Linked DNA regions of Homo sapiens: region 2 is linked to region 1. Evidence: read pairs that join two places in POLR2A ChIA-PET (ENCODE). Cell type or tissue: PC-9. All regions are shown on one strand. Each heading gives the region's core, and the rest is flanking DNA. Links, peaks and the distances in the headings are about the cores only.

Region 1 (6,106 bases), core at 3,350-5,849:
CTCTGTCTCCTGGTTTCAAGCAAGTCTCCTGCCTCAGCATCCCTAGTAGCTGGGATTACAGGCACCTGCCACCACGCCCAGCTAATTTTTGTATTTTTAGTAGAGTCAGGGTTTCACCATGTTGGCCAGGCTGGTCTCAAACTCCTGACCTTAGGTGATCAGCCAGTTTCACCATCCCAAAGTGCTGGGATTACAGGCGTGAGCCACTGCGCCTGGTCAGTTCGTATTTTTTTTTTCCGTAGGGACAGGGTTTCGCCATGTGGTCCAGGCTAGTTTCAAACTCCTGAGCTCAAGCGATCTGTCTACCTTGGCCTCTCAACTGCTGGCATTACAGGCGTGTGCCACCATTCCCAGCTAATTTTTCTATCTTTTTTGTAGAGAAAGGATCTCATTATGTTGCCCAGGTTGCTCTCAAACTCTTGGGCTCAAGCGATCCACCTGCCTTGGCCTCTCAAAGTGCTGGGATTATAGATGTGAGCCACTGTCTGGCCCACTTGGGTATAGTTTAAAAATTCTGATACCCAGAGTGTGCCTCAGATCAATTAAATCAGCCTCTGATAGTGACCCAGGCATCAATATTTTTAAAGCTCCCCAGCTTATTCCAATGTGCAGCCAAGAGTGATAACCACTGCCTGTATGTCCATGGTTAAGGGAACTTCAACCCATTTTGCTAACATGTAGCCTTTGGGTATGGTTATTCAACCAATTAAACATTCAGTATACATTTCTCCAAAAAGCCACTGTGCGAGATTATCAAATGCCTAACTTTAATGAGGACATACCAATAATGGAATTTGATCTACCATTCTAAGAATTCTTTTTTTTGACTGGCGCAGTGGCTCACACCTGTCATCTGAGCACTTTGGGAGGCCAGGGCGGGTGGATCGCCTGAGGTCGGGAGTTCGAGACCAGCCTGACCAACATGGAGAAACCCCATCTCTACTAAAAATACAAAATTAGCCAGACGTGGTGGCGCATGCCTGCAAACCCAGTTACTTGGGAGGCTGAGGTGGGAGAATCGCTTGAACCCAGGAGGCGGAGGTTGCAGCAAACCGAGATCATGCCATTGCACTCCAGCCTGGGCAACAAGAGCGAAACTCCATCTCAAAAAAAAGAAAAAAAAATTCTCCATCTCCCGGGTTCAAGCAATTCTCTGCCTCAGCCTCCCGAGTAGCTTGGGATTACAGGTGCCCGAAACCATGGCTGGTTAAGTTTTGTATTTTTAGTAGAGACGGGGTTTCACCATCTTGGCCAGGATGGTCTTGAACTCCTGACTTCGTGATCCACCAGCCTGTCCTCTCAAAGTGCTGGGATTACAGGCGTGAGCCACCGCACCCGGCCATTCCAGGAATTCTAACAAGAAGGATATATTTGTCTGTCATGACTTTCTTTTGTACTAAACCCAGACTGATTCCTCATGATCAGTAATTCTTTCTCTAAATTAGTAGTTCTCTACCAGGGGGATTTTGTCCCCTCCCCCAACATTTGACAATGAATGTTTGGAGGCATTTTGGTTGTCACAGCTGAGGGAGGGAAGGGAGGATGCTATTGGCATCGAGTGAGTAGAGGCCAGGTATGTTGCTAAAGTCTACAATGCACAGGGAGTCCCCCACAACAAAGAATGATCCATCCCCAAATGTCAACAGTGTTGAGGTTGAGATTGTCCTAAATCCCAAGTCCCATAGGAAAAGTTTGGCTCACAAAGACTAATTTCTTTTTTTTTTTTTTTTTGAGACAAGAGTCTCACTCTGTCGCCCAGGCTGCAGTGCAGTGGCGCAATCTTGGCTCACTGCAACCTCCGCCTCCTGGGTTCAAATGATTCTCCTGCCTCAGCCTCCCAAGAAGCTGGGATTATAGGTGTCTGCCACCACATCCGACTAATTTTTGTATTTTTAGTAGAGATGAGGTTTCACCATGTTGGCCAGGCTGACCTCCTGACCTCAAGTGATCTGCCCTCCTCGGCCTCCCAAAGTGCTGGGATTACAGGCGTAAGCCACCATGCCAAGCCACAAAGAGTAATTTCATTGTTTTCATAATTTCAGAGAGAAAAAGCAGAATTCCTTATGCTGTATTTTCTCATCTTAATAATATCTATCTCCCCAGGTTTGGATTCCTAGAGCAATGTTAGAGCTATAAAAGTAAAAGAGTTCTGAAATTTACTGATTATCACAAACTTCAACAGTGCTAACTTCTCCAAGCTCTAAGGTTTTTGTTTGAGATAGGGTCTCCTGCAGTCTCCAAGGCTTGAGTGCAGTGGTATCATCGCTCACTGCAGTCTTGAACTCCTGGGCTCAAGTGATCCTCTCCCTTCAGCCTCCTGAGGAGCTTGGACTACAGCAGGGGTGTCCAATCTTGGCTTTCCTGGGCCACGTCGAAAGAATTGTCTTGAGCCACACATAAAACACACCAACACTAACAACAGCTGATGAGCTAAAATAGCAACAACAACAATGAAATCACAGAAAAAAAAGGCTCTTAATGTTTTAAGAAAGTTTATCAATTTGTGTTGGGCCCTATTCAAAGCCGTCCTGGGTTGTATGCAGCCCATGGGCCACAGGTTCGACAAGCTTGGACTATAGGCATGTACCACCATGACTGGCTAATTTTTACTTTTTTATAGAGATGGGGCTATGTTGCCAGGCTGGTCTTCAGCTCCTGGCCTGAAGCAATTCTCCCACTTTGGCCTCCCATAAAGTGCTGGGATTATACATGTGAGCATTGTGTCCGGCCAACCTCAGTCTTGTAGCTATAGGTGTTTTTGCTAGAAATAATGCATGTGGTTTACAATTCTGATAACAGTGCAAGTGATGATACAATATACACTTTTTAAAGCTCCCCAGCTTTTAAAGCTGCATTAGCTCTTCTGCAATGAAGAAAGCAAGAAGGAAGGAAATACAGTAGTCCACCCTTATCCTCGGGAGATCCCACTGCAGGATTCCCAGGGGATGCCTGAAACCATACAGAGTACTGATCACTAAATAAATAAACACACACACAAACACACACACACAGTTTTTTCCTATAGGTATATACCTATAATCAAGTTTAATTTATAAATCTGGCACAGTAACAAATGAACAGCAATAACCAATAAGAAAACGGAACAATATACCATACAAAAGTTATGTGAACATGGTCTCGCTCATTCTCAAAATATCTCATAGTACCGTGCTCACCCTTCTTGTGTTGAAGTGAGATGATAAAACGCTTATAAGATAAGATAAAGTGAATGACTTAGGAATTCTGATGTAGCTAATATCAACCTTCTGACTATACCTAAGAAGGGGGATCATCTTAGGGTGATCCTGAATCACTGAGTCATGCTGATGTCCACAGATGGATGTCAAAAGCCGATGATGTCAATGACTGACCAATGGGAGCACGTACAGCGTGGTTATGTTGATTCATATCCAGGACAGGGTGGTGCAAAATTTCATCACGTTACTCAGAACAGTGGACAATTTAAAACTTAAACTACTATGGAAGGGACTATGACTGCTTCTTAGGGTAGCAGATATTCTAGATACTCTTCAGCAAAATGGACTCCACACTGTATCTGATAGGTTTCAAAAGACTTCAAAAAAGGCATGTTAGTGTACACACATGACTGGGATTAACATTCTAGAATTTTAGGACTCAATGGTACACCACTGAGGTATTGAAATGAATTCAACTGTAAATTTAGATTATGGTTCTGAGGTGGAGATGCATAAAAATGAAAACTTAAAACAAATACCAACACAATTGGGTATTTCTGGGTACTAACGTTCCAGGTAATTATCTTTCTCGACTTTCATTTCTAATGTTAATAGTTAGCAATATCAATAATATTGTTTATAAAAGAAATACTGTCCAAACTTTATTAAGGTGCTCATGTTAACACTTAAGGTTTCAGATTTTCAAACTTGGGATGTTCAAACAGTAGGTATAATACAAATATTCCAAAATCCAACAAAATCTCAAATCCACAACATTTCTGTTCCCAAACATTTTCGTAAAAAAAACCTAAAAAAACAAAAAAACCAAAAAAAACAACTGGCCGGGTGCAGTGGATCATGCTTGTAATCTCAGCACTTTGGGAGATTGAGGAGGGTAGATCACAAGGCCAGGAGTTTGAGAACAGCCTGGCCAACATAGTGAAATCCTGTCTGTACTAAAAATACAAAAAATTAGTCAGGCGTGGTGGCGGGCACCTGTAATCCCAGCTACTCGGGAGGCTGCGGCAGTAGAATTGCTTGAACCCGGGAGGGGGAGGTTGCAGTGAGCTGAGATTGCGCCATTGCACTCCAGCCTGGGTGACAGTGCGAGAATCTGTCTCAAAAAAAAAAAAAAAAAAAAAGACCGGGCGCAGTGGCTCACGCCTGTAATCCCAGCACTTTGGGAGGCCGAGATGGGCGGATCATGAGGTCAGGAGATCGAGACCACCCTGGCTAACATGGTGAAACCCTGTCTCCACTAAAAATACAAAAAATTAGCTGGGCGTGGTGGCGGGCGCCTGTAGTCCCAGCTACTCAGGAGGCTGAGGCAGGAGAATGGCTTCAACCCGGGAGGTGGAACTTGCAGTGAGCTGAGATCGCGCTACTGCACTCCAGCCTGGGTGACAGTGCAAGACTCTGTTTCAAAATATAAATAAATAAATAAATAAAAATAAAAAACCCTTGGGAGGCCGAGGCAGGTGGAACATTTGAGGTCAGGAGTTCAAGACCAGCCTGACCAACATGCTGAAACCCCGGCTCTACTAAAATACAAAACTTAGCTGGGTATGGTGGTGGGTGCCTGGAATCTCAGCTACTCAGGAGGCTGAGGCAGGAGGAGAATCACTTGAACCCGGGAGATGCAGGTTGCAGTGAGCCAAGACTGCACCACTGCATTCTAGCCTGGGCAACACAGTGAGACTCCTTCTCAAAAAAAAAAAAGAAAAAGAAAAAGAAAAAGAAAAAGAAAAAAAGGCCGGGGGCAGTAGCTCAAATCTCAAATTCAAAACATTTTTGTTCCCAAACATTTTCGTAAACAAAACAAAACAAAACAAAAAAACTGGCTGGGTGCAGTGGATCATGCCTGTAATCCCAGCACTTTGGGAGACTGAGGCGGGTGGATCACAAGGTCAGGAGTTTGAGACCAGCCTGGCCAACATAGTGAAATCCTGTCTCTACTAAAAACACAAAAAATTAGTCAGGTGTGGTGGCGAGCATCTGTAATCCCAGCTACTCAGGAGGCTGAAGCAGGAGAATCACTTGAATCCGGGAGGCGGAAGTTGCAGTGAGCTGAGATCACACCACTGCACTCCAGCCTGGGCAACAGAGTGAGACCGCATCTCAAAAAACAAACAAAAAAAACTCAACCTGTACCCAAACAAAAATCTCAAATTTCTTCCGTCTTAAATAAAAATTTTTTTTGGCTGGGCGCGGTGGCTCATGCCTGTAATCTCAGCACTCTGGGAAGCTGAAGTGGGTGGATCACAAGGTCAGGAGTTCAAGACCAGCCTGGCCAAGATGGTAAAACCCCATCTCTACTAAAACTACGAAAATTAGCTGGGCACAGTGGCGGGCACCTGTAATCCCAGCTACTTGGGAGGATGAGGCAGGAGAACCGCTTGAACCCAAGAGGCGGAGGTTGCAGTGAGCCCAGATCGTGACACTGCACTCCAGCCTGGGCAATAGAGTGAGACTCCGTCTCAAAAAAAATAAAATAAAATAAAATAAAATAAAATAAAATAAATAATTTTTTTTTTTGTTCAGACAGGGTTTCGCTCTTGTTGCCCAGGCAGGAGTGTAATGGTGCAATCTCCGCTCACTGCAACCTCTACCTGCTGGGTTCAAGTGATGCTCCTGCCTCAGCCTCCCAAAGTAGGTGGGATTACACGCGCCCACCACCATGCCCAGCTGATTTTTTTGTATTTTTAGTTGAGACGGGGTTTCATCATGTTGGCCAGGCTGGTCTCGAACTTCTGGCATCAGGTGATCCACCTGCCTTGGCCTCCCAAAGTGTGGGGTTACAGGCATGAGCCACCACGCCCAGCCAATATTTTTAATGGCTCTTGGCGAGGCACAGTGGCTCATGCCTAAATCCCAGGAACTTGGGAGGCCAAGACGGGTGGATCACCTAA
Region 2 (2,500 bases), core at 1-2,500, 210 kb after region 1:
TCAGAGAATGGTTCCATAGGCTTCATCAGACTGTCAAAGGAGTCCGCAGTAGAGAAAAAATTAAGAATACCTGCTTTGGCAGGGCGCAGTGGCTCACACCTGTAATCCTACCACTTTGGGAGGCCAAGGCAGGCGGATCACCTGAGGTCGGGAGTTTGAGGCCAGCCTGGCCAACATGGAGAAACCCTGTCTCTACTAAAAATACAAAATTAGCCAGGCATGGTGGTGCATGCCTGTCATCTCAGCTACTCAGGAGGCTGAGGCAGGAGAATTGCTTGAACCCAGGAGGTGGAGGTTGCAGTGAACCAAGATCACGCCATTGCACTCTAGCCTGGGCAGCAAGAGCAAAACTCCGTCTCAAAAAACAAAAAAAAACAAAAAGCAAAAAAAAAAAAAAACAGAATACCTGCTTTGTTGACATATTAACAGAGCAATAGAAAGGATCTTTAGTGGTAATTTCTGCTGTTCCCTGTATTCAGATAAGAATTGTCTCTTTCAGAAGCAAACAAGTGAGTATGTCCTATTTGTTGAAAGTTTATCTTTATTTATAACCATTGTGTAATTTTAGCCCCTTTCATTCTATTTCCCTTTGAGTTGTAGAAATTTTAAATTTCGGAAAAACCAGTCCAGTGGTTCTCTACTTTGGCTGCCTATTAGCATGGGGAACTTTGAAAAACTCCCAAGGCCCAGGCCACACCCTAGACCACTTAAATGAGAATTTGCAGAGGTAGAACCCAGGTATCAGTAGTTTTTAAAGTCTCCCAGGGGATTCCAATGTGCAGGAACTAGAAAATTAGTCTAATCTTCATTTAAGTGAGAAGTGAGACCCATACCTTGAGATTTATCCAAGATCACATCTATTTACATATGTCCTGTTGTGGAAATTGAATAATGGAATCATCAAAATTGTATAGGATCAGTCAAGATACACATAATTCATTTAAGTTTAGGGAACCAGGGCCAGGCACGGTGGCTCACGCCACCACTGTAATCCCAGCACTTTGGGAGGCCAAGGCGGGTGGATCACCTGATGTCAGGAGTTCAAGACCAGCCTGGCCAACATGGGGAAACCCCGTCTCTACTAAAAATACAAAAATTAGCTGGGCGTGGTGGCAGGCACCTATAACCCCAGCTATTCAGGAGGCTGAGAGAATCGCTTGAACCCGGGAAGCAGAGGTTGCAGTGAGCTGAGATCATGCCACTGTACTCCAGCCTAGGCAACAGAGGGAGACGTCGACTCAAAAAAAAAGTAGTAAGTTTAGGGAACCATATGGCAGCACTGCACCTAACATAGTTTGCCCAGTGCGTATCCATCTTACGTGTCTTTGCCTTCATTTGCCAGTCCAGTTCTCCTTGTTATAGCTGATCCTGAGACCCTACTTCATCTTGACAACTATATTTAGAATTTGTACAAATAAATCTCTGCCTTCTGGTCAGGCTGTTTCACTTGCCAGCATTTTTGCAGCCTTTAATTGTTGTTTGCCAGATGTATGTAAATATTATGTGTTTTATGTAATGTAAAAAAATTGAAGATACAAAATTGAGTAATGCTTTGCCCATATAATTCTCTTTACAACAGCTCAATTCACGTATATCGTCTAACAATGGCTTCCATAGAGTAGACATGTAATACATGCTTATTTAATTAATGAATAAAGGAAGATTTTTTTTCCTTCCTTGCAGGAACTTTGTGTTAAAGCATCATGTATTCTTGGTCCGAAACTGGGAGAAGATTCGTCAAAAACAGGAGGAAGTAAAGCACACCAGTGATAATATTCACTCAGCATCATTATATACCCGTTGGAATGGGATCTGCCGAGATGATGGGAATATCAAGTCTGGTAAGGCATTTGAAACATTTCTTTTTTTTGAGACAGAGTTTCACTCTTGTTGCCCAGACTGGAGTGCAATGGCATGATCTAGGCTCACTGCAACCTCTGCCTCCTGGGTTCAAGCAATTATCCTGCCTCAGCCTCCTGAGTAGCTGGGATTACAGGCGCCCGCCACCATGCCCGGCTAATTTTTGTATTTTTAGTAGAGAGGGGGTTTTGCCATGTTGGCCAGGCTGGTCTCGAACTCCTGACCTCCTGCCTTGGAATCAAGGTGATTCGCCTGCCTTGGCCTCCCAAAGTGTTGGGATTACAGGCGTAAGCCACCACACTCAGCCGAATTTCTATTAATTTATTTTAGTTGCTTTCCAGCAGATAATCTATTTAACAACTCCTTTTAGTATTGACCAAAAAAGTTATGATCCAAATATGTACACATCAGTCAGTAATAACCTATCCATCCCAGTTCTTCAGCTTTCCTCTCTTTAGGGAATAGAAAGAAACCTCCTACAGCCTTTCAAACATGACCTGTAGTCTGAAATAGTCATTAGGTATCAGATAGATAGTGGGCCCTCTTTGTTACTTCCTACCTTGAAAATAACTTGCAGACAGAGTAAATAGTGATACCAAATCCACTGGGGAAATTGGGGTGGGGGACGGGTAATTATCAG

Evidence for each region. ChIA-PET counts read pairs that join two places held together with the same protein. Peaks named below come from ENCODE experiments on the same cell type or tissue, not always from the same donor. Only the 100,000 strongest peaks of a DNase experiment are listed, where the experiment ranks them.
Region 2: POLR2A ChIA-PET joins it to region 1 with 7 read pairs; 3 of 35 experiments call an interaction of 5 or more read pairs at or near these places.

What each region holds. Positions count from the first base shown.
Region 1 is chr1:155,567,668-155,573,773 of GRCh38, reverse strand. It overlaps a transcript of MSTO1 not described here and the pseudogene LOC101929703. Among named protein-coding and RNA genes, the nearest start is that of ASH1L, 7.9 kb to the right of the region's middle. In PC-9, for the core only: no CTCF peak of the experiment used is centred there; no DNase peak of the experiment used is centred there; H3K27ac peaks cover 437 bases.
Region 2 is chr1:155,353,814-155,356,313 of GRCh38, reverse strand. It overlaps ASH1L (ASH1 like histone lysine methyltransferase), which reads left to right. Exons shown (of 28, transcript NM_018489.3): 16 at 1,684-1,841. Among named protein-coding and RNA genes, the nearest start is that of MIR555, 8.6 kb to the right of the region's middle. In PC-9, for the core only: no CTCF peak of the experiment used is centred there; no DNase peak of the experiment used is centred there.